Regions from separate parts of the Homo sapiens genome. Here region 1 is linked to region 2. A link is an interaction called in ENCODE POLR2A ChIA-PET data of the cell type or tissue named here. Cell type or tissue: PC-3. All regions are shown on one strand. Links, peaks and the distances in the headings refer to the core of each region. The heading gives the core; the rest is flanking DNA. Region 1 overlaps CACNA1A (calcium voltage-gated channel subunit alpha1 A). Region 2 overlaps NFIX (nuclear factor I X).

Evidence for each region. Peaks named below come from ENCODE experiments on the same cell type or tissue, not always from the same donor. Only the 100,000 strongest peaks of a DNase experiment are listed, where the experiment ranks them.
Region 1: POLR2A ChIA-PET joins it to region 2 with 9 read pairs; 2 of 35 experiments call an interaction of 5 or more read pairs at or near these places.

The regions. Positions count from the first base shown.
Region 1 is chr19:13,242,318-13,248,378 of GRCh38, reverse strand. CACNA1A (calcium voltage-gated channel subunit alpha1 A) reads left to right here. Exons shown (of 47, transcript NM_001127222.2): 31 at 3,114-3,197. Among named protein-coding and RNA genes, the nearest start is that of IER2, 95 kb to the right of the region's middle. In PC-3, for the core only: no CTCF peak of the experiment used is centred there; no DNase peak of the experiment used is centred there.
Region 2 is chr19:13,041,476-13,047,536 of GRCh38, reverse strand. All of the region lies in intron 2 of NFIX (nuclear factor I X), which reads right to left. Among named protein-coding and RNA genes, the nearest start is that of NFIX-AS1, 29 kb to the right of the region's middle. In PC-3, for the core only: no CTCF peak of the experiment used is centred there; a DNase peak (open chromatin) is centred at 2,886; H3K27ac peaks cover 416 bases.

The DNA.
Region 1 (6,061 bases), core at 427-5,426, 200 kb before region 2:
TTCTTGAACTCGTGGCCTCAAGCAGTTCTCCCTCCTTGGCCTCCCAAAGTGCTGGAATTATAGGCATGAGCCACCACGCCTGGTCTCCCCTTTCAGTTTTAAATGAAGCCACAAGTTCCCTGTATAACATTTGGGAGATAGAGGGGAGCTCTCTAGCCTAGGGGTTGAGGTCTGTGACCAAACGCCTATAAAGTTGTCTTTGTTTGGACTCCCCCAGAAGCAGAGCCTGAGACAAGGATTGAGTGCAAGGAATTTATCTGGGATGCAGGGCAGTAAGGGAGAGAGGAAGTGACACAGGGACAGAAAGGCAACCAGGAAAGAGTGTATTATTAAGCCAGTTCCTGCTGTGAACAAATGGGGCTCAGTTTCAGTGGATACCTCCAGGAGGCAACAGAGAGCACATACCACAGAGTCATCCCACCTCACAGGGAGGGAATTGGAGTATTTATCCTCCAGTGCCCATCAGACATAATCACAGGCCACTCCCAGGGGAGCTATTAATTCCCTAACACTTGTGCAGCCACAGAGAGACCCTGGGCAAAGTAGTGTACCTCAGGTGTGTAGTTGAGCTATGGGCAGGGCCCCAGCAACACCTGCCAAAATGCCAAAAGTGCCAGTGGGACCTGAATTCCTTTTTATTTATTTATTTATTTATTTATTTATTTTTATTTATTTATTTTTGACGGAGTCTCGCTCTGTGGCCCAGGCTGGAGTGCAGTGGTGCAATCTCTGCTCACTGCAAGCTCTGCCTCCCAGGTTCACGCCATTCTCCTGCCTCAGCCTCCGGAGTAGCTGGGACTACAGGCGCGCACCACCACGCCTGCCTGATTTTTGTGTGCGTGTATTTTTAGTAGAGATGGGGATTCACCATGTTATCCAGGATGGTCTTGATCTCCTGACCTCGTGATCCGCCCACATCGGCCTCCCAAAGTGCTGGGATTGCAGGCGTGAGCCACCGCGCCCGGCCCCCTGAATTCCTTTTTTAGGCAGTTGTGAAACAACAACATCCCATCTGTTGGGCACCTACTGTATATTCCATGCTCAGCGACGCACATTCATTGTCTGATTGCTGTGTTACCACTGCCTTCCAGAGAAGGGCGCAGAGGCCCCAGGCACTTCGCCTAGGAGGGAAGCACAGCTCTAAGGTCAGGCTCCTTCTCTGTAAGGTAGAGGGGCTACTTCAGGGTCACACTGACCGCCCCAACCCCTGACCTGGCCTCTGCTTCTGCGAAGATGCTGAGAAGGCCCTGTGTTTTGTGTTTTGGGTCCCACTGACCCCAGAGGGGAGGGCCATCTCTTTGACCCAGACTCTTGGATCCAAACTGGGGTGCCACCCATCACCATGTCAGTACCCGGTTGAGGGGAGTCAGAGATAGCAGGAGACCTTGTGGGACTTGAGGCTGTGACTGTTCTCCAAACAATGTGGAGTATTTCCATATTTTAACAAAAGAGAGGCCAGGCGTGGTGGCTCACGCCTGTAATCCCAGCACTTTGGGAGGCCGAGGCGGATGGATCACAACGTCAGGAGATCAAGATCATCCTGGCTAACATGGTGAAACCCCGTCTCTACTAAAAAATACAAAAAATTAGCCAGGCGTGGTGGTGGGCGCCTGTAGTCCCAGCTACTCAGGAGACTGAAGCAGGAGAATGGTGTGAACCCGGGAGGCAGAGCTTGTAGTGAGCCGAGAACGTGCCACTGCACTCCAGCCTGGGCGACAGAGTGAGACTCTGTCTCAAAAAAAAAAAACAAACAGAGAGGTTATGCTTGTGTTTCCCCTTGAGCCAGCACCCAGCCCAGGAATGCAGCAGTCAGGATAGATCAAGTGAAGCTGCAGTAACAAACAGCCCCCACATCTCAGTGACTTAAATTGATGGGAAGGGTTTTTTACATTCAGCAGGGAAGCTGTTTGCCTCATAGTTACCCAGGGACCCAGGCTCACAGAGTAGCTGCCATTCAAAATGTTACTGGTCGCCAAGCCCAGGGTTGAGAGGCTAGAGAGTCCAACACTGACCAGAAAGTGACCACACTGCTTCCACACACAGCACATCACTGCACCTAGACACACATGGCCCCATCTAAACACAAGGGGACCAGGAAGTGCGTGTGCCTGAAAGGCCCCAAAGCCCCGTCCAGTGCCTGTTCTGCACCCTGTTACTGTCCGCCTCCAGATCAGGAAATGGAGGCCCAGAGAGGTTAAGCCACTTGCCCATAGCCACACAGCTGTGGTAGCAGAGCTGGGATTTGAACCCAGAGTCTCCTTTCTTTGCGAGTATGCTGCCAACCTAGTGGGGACCTGAACACAGACTGTGGGCTCTCTGAGGCCTGGGTTCAAATCCTGGCTTTACATCTCTGTGCTGCTAGCCTCAGGCAGATGAGTGGCTTGGTTACCTCCTAGAAAATGGGTATACCTGGGAGTGGTGGCTCACGCCTATAATCCCAACACTTTGGAAGGCCAAAGTGAGCAGATCACTTGAGGTCAGAAGTTCGAGACCAGCCTGACCAACATGGTGAAACCCCGTCTCTACTAAAAATACAAAAATTAGCTGGGTGTGGTGGCATGCACCTGTGGTCCTACCTACTTGGGAGGCTGAGGCAGGAGAATCGCTTGAACCCAGGAGGCAGAGGTTACAGTGAGCCGAGATCGTGCCACTGCACTCCAGCCTGGATGACTGAGCGAGACTCCATCTCAAAAAAAAAAAAAAAAAAGAGAAAGAAAGAAAAAGAAAATGGGTGATAACCCTTCCCTCCAGGATCTTCATGAGGAGCTCAGTGATGTCATTTATAAAGCCCCTGGGGTCTCGGGAGCCCTCAAAAATGCTGGAGAGACAGGCCACAGCTCTGAAGAGCAGCCCCAGCCCTGTGGAGCTGAAGCAGGGTCTGGAGGCCCCCTCTGGGGCCAGGCCAATCATGGGAAGGCCCCCAGGAGTTCCCAGGGAGGGAGACTCAGCACAGATGATGTCGAACAGCCTTTACCGCAGCCCTTCGAACAACCATAACTGTCCCGGGCACTCCGCTGATGGGCAACTGTGCCTCTAACATGCACCCGGCCAGCCTAGGGGGCCGGGAACCAAGCCCTCTGTTGGCATCTCTGTCTTGTGGGTCCCCATTCTAGAATTATTTCCGCGATGCCTGGAACATCTTCGACTTTGTGACTGTTCTGGGCAGCATCACCGATATCCTCGTGACTGAGTTTGGGGTAAGTCTCCCTCCAGCTTCTCTCTGGGTGACTCTGGGCTGGACGAGGCAGGCGGCAGGGGGCGGGGGAGCGGTCCCAGAGGCAGTGTGTCCCGGAAGCCATAGCTGCTTGAGCCAGCACTTGGCCATGACCAGAGAGGGAGAACTGGGGCCCCGGGGACAAGGGCAGCCCCTCAGGAGGGCATTGTGGGGAGATGGGGGTAACCAAAGCTTGGCTGTAGGGCCAGCACTGAGGGGTGGGCTTTCCTGCATCCTGGCCTAGGAATTAATAATGCAGATGAGTACACTGAGGGAACTGAGACACTCAAAAGCTCTGAAAGCTGAGCCGGCTCCCAAACACCACCCTATGTCAGGAGCCCAGAAAGAATGGGTTTCAAGTCAATTCTGTTTGAACCAACCCTCTCCTAGTTAGTGGGCAGGAGAGAGCCACAGCCCTCAGGCCAGTGTGGGGACACCACTCCCAGGGCCATAGAGGGGTCCCCAGGGTGTCTTCCCTCCTCTAGCCCCGGGCCTGGGAGACTCTCAACATGGGAGTCTCTGGACCTCTCTGTGGTGGCCCCACAGGCCACATTGCCCTTCTCCTTTTCTGGAAGACTCAGGGCCCCAGAGGTCCTGTCCTAGACCCTCTCCTTGGCCATCTGCCAATGAGCCCAGGCTTGGGGTCCCTCAGGAGATTGGGGGGAGGGTAGAAGATCCTTGCAGGGGGAAGCAATGGTCAAAAAAGGGTGTCAAAGCCAAGGGTCAAGGGTGATACCAATGTCATCTTACTAACAATAAAAATAACAATAGCTCACGAGAATCGCAGCCTTGCTGTGTGCCAGGGAACTGTGCCAAGTGGTTTACGTGGATTGGCTCAGGGTAGAGGTCTTGGTCTCAGCTCGTAAGAGAATTCCCTCGGAGGGTTCAACTGAAGGCACCCAAATGCAGACCTCACTGGTGGAGGGGAAGGGAAGGGTACCCACAAGGGTGGCAAGGTGTCCAGCGACCACCCACCGTGGGGAGCTGTCACCTGCCCAGGTGCTGAAGTGGGGAGGGAACCTGAGCCGGAGGCCAGGAGAAGCCACCAAGTGGGAGCTGTCCTGTCAATGTGGAGAGACAGAGACCAGGGCCCAAGCAGGCAGAGAGCAATAGGGGAGAAACACCCCAACCTTTCTCTCCCCTCATCCCTTATCTCCTGCCAGAGCCTCCCATGGCCCAAAGTAAACCGGAAGCAAGCTGAATATGATGCTCAGAGCAGGCAGGGAAGTCAGGAGAATAGATCTGGGTGTGGTCGGGCCTGAGGAAGAGGGTGTTGCCTCATTTCACAGATGGGAAAACTGACCTCAGCTGGGCACGGTGGCTCATGCCTGTAATCCCAGCACTTTGGGAGGCCGAAGCCGGCGGATCACCTGAGGCCAGGAGTTCAAGACCAGCCTGGCCAACATGGTGAAACCCCATCTCTACTGACAATACAAAAAAATTAGCCAGGTGTGGTGGTGCATGCCTGTAATCCCAGCTACTCGGGAGGCTGAGGCAGGAAAATTGCTTGAACCCGGAAGGCGGAGGTTGCAGTGAGCGACGGTCATACCATTGCACTCCAGCCTGGGTGACAAGAGCGAAAACTCCATCTCAAAAAAAAAAAGAAAGAAAGAAAACTGATCTTCAATGCCTGGGGAAGTGAGAGACACTCCCAAGGTCACAAAGCCAGGCCTGGGTGACTCCTGAGAGTACACTGACAGCTCCTGGGGTGTCCCAGTCAGATCCCCCTACAGAAAAGGATCTGTTTGCCTGCTCTTCCGTCCTAGAAGGCCAGGAGGGGCTGGGGAACTACACAAAAGAGGGGGCCATTCTTTGATATGTCCTACGGCACCCGCACCCAAGTGATACACACTTATTTGCCTTCAGCTCCAGTGAGCCAGAATTTTCCCCTTCCCCTCACCCTATCCCTGAAACCTTCCTCTAGAGGGTTCTTGCCCACATGGGGGCTCTCTCCACTGGGGTGCCCCCACCTGGTCATTCTCCCCTGTCCTGAGTTTCTAGAGAGGGCTGGAGCTCCAGCTGGCAATCAAAATATCTTGCCATCCGGCTACATACAAGACAGCCTTGAACCAATGTCCCTTTGGGTCAAGAGGTTAGAAGGATGGTCCAGCTCCCCAGAAGGGCAGGTGGGGTGGAGGAAGTTAGCTGAAACCTTCAATCACCAGTAAGAGAGCTGTAGGGACAGACTCCAACAGCCTGTTCTCCTGGCTGGCAGGAAGATGGGGCATGGGGTGTTCATGGGACATCAGGACCCTTGCAGTAGCCAAACAGCCCCCAGCCCTCCCTACCAGCTGTTTGATCTTGGACAACTTGCGCTATCTCTTCTCATGTAGAGTGGGGCTAACCATTGCAACCAACCTCAGACACTTGCAAGACTCACAGTGATGCATGCACTCAAAAGACATTCATTGAGCACCTACTGTGTGCCTGGTGTGATTATAAGTGCTGGAGACAGAACGAGAAGGAGGGGTGCCAAACAAAACAGACCAAGAATACAGAGTGTCTGCTCCCATAGAGCTGACATTCTAAGGAGAGAGACGGGAACTTTTTACAAGTAAAAGCATCAACAGGCCGGGCATGGTGGCTCACGCCTGTAATCTCAGCACTTTGGGAGACCAAGGCAGGTGGATCACTTGAGGTCAGGAGTTCGAGACCAGCCTGGCCAACATGGTGAAACTCTGTCCCTACTAAAAATACAAAAATTAGCCGGGCACGGTGGCAGGTGCCTGTAATCCCAGCTACTCAGGAGGCTGAGGCAAGAGAATCACTTGATTCTCAGGAGGCGAGAGGTTGTAGTAAGCCAAGATTGTGCCACTGCCCTCCAGCCTGGGCGACAGAGTGAAACTC
Region 2 (6,061 bases), core at 528-5,527:
TGCACCTTTGTTCGCAAGCATGGTGTAGTCAGAGCCGACATTTTCTAATGGGGCCAGGGAAGAGCAACTCAAAATGGATTCAAGGAGGGTGTCAGCTGAGGAGCAGCTCAAAAGCAGAGCATTCTGTGGTCTGGAAAGCTGATGGCGGGAAAATGGATGTGGCCACGTTTTTGAAATCAAACTGACCAATGTTTTTAGTGAGTTTGCTGTAAATCAAATCATAGGATAGGTAAGCTACCTGAAGCTTAACAAAGGAGTCCATCTAAAGCAACAAGGCGTCCTACTTTAAAAAAAAAAAGAAAGAAAGAAAGAAAAAAGAATAAGGGAGTGGTCTTGCAGAGGAACCTGTCTCCAGGGAGAAATGGGTTTCCCATTCACGGTGGAAGACTGATATTGATCCCAAGAATCCAAGGCTCATCGTTGATGCTGGGCAGGAGAAACAGTCTCCATTACAACCTACCCTCAGAGCCTTAAGAGTCCTGGATAACTAGACTTCAAGGTCAAGTTCCAGATCTGGCAGCCTTAGTGGGGAGTACAGCCCCATCATCCCATTCCAGCCCTCTGTGAATAGCCAACCCAGGGCCACCTCAGATGGCAGTAGCTTCACTTCTGATGTTCTTCCTGACTCTTCAAGAGTCTGGAACTCTGACCCTCTCCTGATCAGGCTCTGTGATTTAGACCAAGAAGGAAGAGAGCCATCCCAATGCCCCCAAACACCATCCCTCTTCTCTCTCCTCCCTTCTTCTTCCCTTCCCTTTCTCTCTGCTCCTGACATTCACATGCTTGGAGACATGCTCAGACACAAAAAGACGCTGGCATACACAGGGATCCATGTAGAACGACTGCCTCACAGCCTATTTACAGACATTTTACCAAACAAAACATCAACTCCCAATGTTTGACAGGAAGCCCCTCCCCTCTTGTCAGGAGCAATCCCTCCTAAAGGGGGTCCCCAGCGATGAATGGCAAAAGCCCCAGGAACGGGAAAGGGAAGAAAAAGAGTGTATGCAAGGAAAAAGAAGGTAAAATTATAAGGTTGGAGCTGTCAAGGCAAAAAAAAGAGGGGGGGGGAAGGCAACGCGATTCCACTATTAGGGACTCGGTGTGAAACGCAGAATTCACAACAGCTGAAAATCTCCATGCTTTGTCTGCAGAAAACACAAGACACAGTGGCCCAAGGGCTGGGAGGGCATCAGAAGCCACCCTGCCCACAGCAAGCAGGCAGCACACATACCCTTAAACACAGGGCTGCGTTCCCACACCCATCTCACCCAGCCCCACAGACTACCCTCCATGGTGCCCTCCTAACCCACAGGCCTACCCTCTTTCCCGAGAACTCCTTGGTAGTGGGAGTCAAAGTTGAAAACAAAAGTGGAAAAGGAGGCAGGAGTGCCTGCAGGGATGCCCCTTTGGTCAACAGGAATGAATGGTGGAAGGAGGCTTCCTACACTCCATCCAGGTTTACTTGCCAGGCCTCTGCCCCACCCAGCTCCATTTCTCAGAGCAGAAACCAGGCCAGATGTGTGTTGGGGAGAAGCCAGGGTGGGGCCTGTGTCCTTGCAAGATGGAAGCTGGAGAGTGTCAGCCCTTCCTATTTCTGCGTATCTTCCTCTGGACTCCTCCCACCTGGAGGGGTCCATGGGGCTCAAGCTGAGGAAGAATGTCCAAGCCCCTCACTCCCAGGTGCCTCAGTCGGCAACGAGGACATGGAGAGGTGGGCAAGAGCAAATTCTCCAATCCTGGATCCAGCTCTTGCACTGGAGGAGGAAGAAGCCTACGAGAAAAGGGAGGGAGAACGGACAGGCGCAACCACAGCCTGTGGTCCCCTGATGCCCGCCATGGGGTCAACACAGTGCAGTTGTCAACCCAGTGTGCCTGCTGCCCCTCTCTCCTACCTCCCTGGCAACAGACTGCTGAGCACCGTGGGCCAAGGTCTCCAGACTCAGCATCAGGGAGTTCTTAGAGCCCTCCTTGGGCCTGGCTTGCCCTGCTGCCGTTCCTTTCCTTGGCCTCAGTCAGGGTTTCTCAACCTCATTACCCCTCATGCTGGGGCTAGATACTGTCTTCTATGGGGGGTCGTCTTGTGCAGTGTAGGACAGCTAGCAGCATCCCAGCCTCCACCCACGAGATGCCAGTAGCAACCCCATCCCAAGTAGTGACAACCAAAACTGTTTTCAGCCACTACCAAATATACCCTAGGGGCAGAACCACCCTCACTGAGAACCCCTGTGCTATCAGGAACACATGCATCACACACAGCTCTGGGGCCCATGCTAGCCACAGACCAGGATACCACTGTTTGTCCACCTAAATCCATGGTGGCTGTGGAGCTCCCTCAGAAGAGAGCCACTGTCTCACCATGACAAGTGCCACCAGGTCTCTTCCATTCTATGCAGGTGAAGGCCTGTCCAGAAGTAAAGCAGCCTTCAGCATGGAGCCCATGTGGTCAGGGTGCTGAGCCCTGTGCTGCTCCCAGGTATCTGAGCTGCCGGCGGGCCACCGCTGTTCTCACCATCCTCAGTACTGCAGTCATCCCGTGTCATCCCACAGCCTGCAGTGGGACCTTAGCCCACTCCTCACCCCCGGAACCTGACCTGCCTCTTGTCCCAGATCTCCTTAGCCCCCGGGAAGGGTTGTTGTCTTTGTGCCATATCCAAACAGAGGGCTTTTAATAGCAGCTTCCTGTGGGGCTGGGTTCCTCCCATCCCTTGCCTCTCACTCAGCTCAGTCCTGACGGTGGAGACGCAGCGCCCTGTAATTACGACAATTGTAATCTCTTTTACTAACAGGTAGATTAATAGCGAGGCAGGTTCACAAAGAACCCCAGAAAGGAACTGCTCAGCTGCTGAGCGAACGGGAAAGGCCTGACACTTCTCACAAGCATGCACGCCCTCTGACTCAGAAGCTACAAGCCACAGGGGCCAGGTTGGAGTTGGGCCCAGGGGTTACATACCTGCTGTGCCCCCTACTCACTGCACTCCTACTACAGCTCATAGGAGTAACAAGAACTTGAACCTCATGACTGAGAAGTTTCCTCTTACGTTGTTGGGGTGTGAATTAAGCTGACATTTATACACACACACCCCAACCCATACTTGTACACAGACACCCACCTCCTGACACTCAGACACCCACACAGACACCCGCAGGTTAGCACATCCTGAACACCCTGCAGAGGAAAGAACAGAGCAAACCTCATGAACATATGCATCCCACCCACGACTGCGTGGCCACAAGCCCTCTAGACACTGGATGGCCCACACTGCCATGCCACAGCCCCAGCTGAAGGAAGAAAGGGGAGAAACGATGCTGTCGCCTCCCTCTGTCCTACACAACTACCCACATCCACTGCTGCAATTCAAAAGCCTCTTGTGGGGCCTCAGGAGTCTTGAGGCAGCTCCCACTACCCAGGGCCTGAGGACAGTCAGGTTCTGGGTAAGGTGGAGTATCACAGAGAAAGGGTGGGGGACAAGGGTCAACAGAGGCTGAAGACACTTACGCTTCCATGGGCCGAATAGGATGTAGAAAATGATATAAGGCCCGATTTTCTCTTTTTTCTTTTTTTTTAAATTTTATTTTATAGAGATGGGGGTCTTGCTACGTGGCCCAGGCTCGAACTCCTGGGCTCAAATGATCCTCCCACATCGGCCTCCCAAAGTGCTAGAATTACAGGTATGAGCCACCACACCTGGCCCTACGGCCCAGTTTTCGAGATGAATAAGCATGCATATTCAGGCACACAGATAAGAGTGCCATGGCAGTGGGGACCAAGTCTGATGAGAGCATGCTCACTTACACACAGGGACTTGGGGCAGGGCACAAGGGGGCTGTGTGTCCCTGCCTGCATGGCCCTGGGGGACACTGTCTGGGATGCAAGGGTGAGAGAGGGGGTGTCTATGAGTGATGTCAAAGTCCACAGTCCACAGCAACAGCTCACCCTCCCCTGGTCCCCCTTCAAGTCCTGGGAGGACATGTGCGACCTTGGCAGCCCCAGGGGCCTTGTGGCAGACTGCGCAGCTGGCCTCAGGTGTCAGCAGCAGCTGCTTCCTCAGGAGCTCTCTGGCACGTGCTGGCGGCCAGCATGGGCTTGCACCTCAGAAGTGGACCTGGGGGCTGCTGCCATTAAGATACCATGGCCAGCACCTGCTCACCACCAGACAGTCTCAAGAGCCACTTCTGCAGTCCCAAGGCCAGAAGCTGAGAGGAAACTGCCATGCCACGGTGACCCCCAAGGGTCCCTCCCCTTCTAGCAGTGCTAACAGGAAGTGGCTGCAGAGGCCTGGAAGGGGGCACCTCAGATTCATAAAAACATGGATTGGAGGGTGTGAGAATGTGGGCTGATGTCCATGATTAGCTTTTACACTGGGTAACACCATGTGTCCATCAAGGAATGTGTGAGCTGATGCAGAGAATAAATACAGGAACGGGACATACACCTATGACAGGGATGGGAGACTTGACTTGTAAAAGTGCATCCTGACATGACATGTATGTGCAATGTACACGATATGTACAATGATGGCAACATCTTTCTGAGGCTCTGGGGAATAGGATCAGGGTACAGGGACAGAGTGAGATGGATCCTTGCGTGCTGCCTGAGGGTGTCAAGTTTCCAGATGGCAATTTAACAGGATGGACGAAGAGCCTTCAAGAGAGTCCATACCTTTTGCCTAGTAATTCAACTGCTAGGAAGCATTAGCTGAAGGTAACAAATACAGCTACAAAGCTTGGTGTAATAGGATGTCCATCCCAGCAGAATTTACAATGGGGATGAACGCAACACAACTCAAAGGCCTCAGTGGGGGTGGGGGTGGGGTTTACATCAGCTCTGGCATGATGAAATCTCATGAAGCTGTTTAAAAGCATGTTTTTCTTTTTCAGGCCAGGCATGGTGGCTCACTCCTGTAATATCAGCACTTGGAAGGCTGAGGCGGAAAGATCACTTGCAGCCAGGAGTTCAAGACCAGGCTGGCCAACATGGCGAAATCCCGTCTCTACTAAAAACACACAAAAAAATAGCCAGGTGTGGTGGCGCACACCTGTAAACCCAGCTTCTCCTGAAGCTGAGGCATGAGAATTGCTTGAACCCTGGAGGTAGAGGTTGCAGTGAGCTGAGATAGTGCCACTGCACTCCAGCTTGGGTGACAGCGACTCTGTCTCCAAAAAAAAAAAAAAAAAAAAGCATGTAAAAGCATGTTTTTATTTTTCAGTAAGCACCTATTACACTTATAATAAGAGGTAATTTCTCATTTTCAAAAGGGAATAGGGGACAGAAGTCATTAGAAAAGTTGACAATTTAGGGGTAATGCAGCTAACAAGAAAAGATGCTAAGGCCAGGCGCAGTGGCTCATGCCTGTAATCCCAGCACTTTGGGAGGCCAAGGCAGGCGGATCACGAGGTCAGGAGATCAAGACCATCCTGGCTAACATGGTGAAACCCTGTCTCTACTAAAAATACAAAAAAAAAAAAAAATTAGCCAGGTGTGGTGGCAGGCGCCTGTAGTCCCAGCTACTCGGGAGGCTGAGGCAGCAGAATGGCGTGAATCTGGGAGGCGGAACTTGCAGCGACCTGAGATTGCGCCACTGCACTCCAGCCTGGGCGACAGAGCGAGACTCCATCTCAAAAACTAACAAACAAACAAACAAACAAGAAAAAGAAAAGATGCTAAACCACTAAAAATTAGATTTTGAAAAATAGCGACATAGTAGAATACACAATGGTACTGATTTTTTTTTTTTTTTTTGAGACGGAGTCTGGCTCTGTTGCCCAGGCTGGAGTGCAGTGGCACGATCTCGGCTGACTGCAACCTCTGCCTCCCGGGTTCAAGTGATTCTCCTGCCTCAGCCTCCTGAGCAGCTGAGATTACAGGCATGTGCCTCCATGCCTGGCTAATTTTGTATTTTTAGTAGAGACGGGGTTTCACCGTGTTGGTCAGGCTGGTCTTGAACTCCTGATCTCGTGATCTGCCTGCCTCGGCCTCCCAAAGTGCTGGGATTATAGGCATGAGCCACTGCGCCCTGCAGTATTAAATTTTAAAAGCAGCATCCCTAAGTGTCTATAC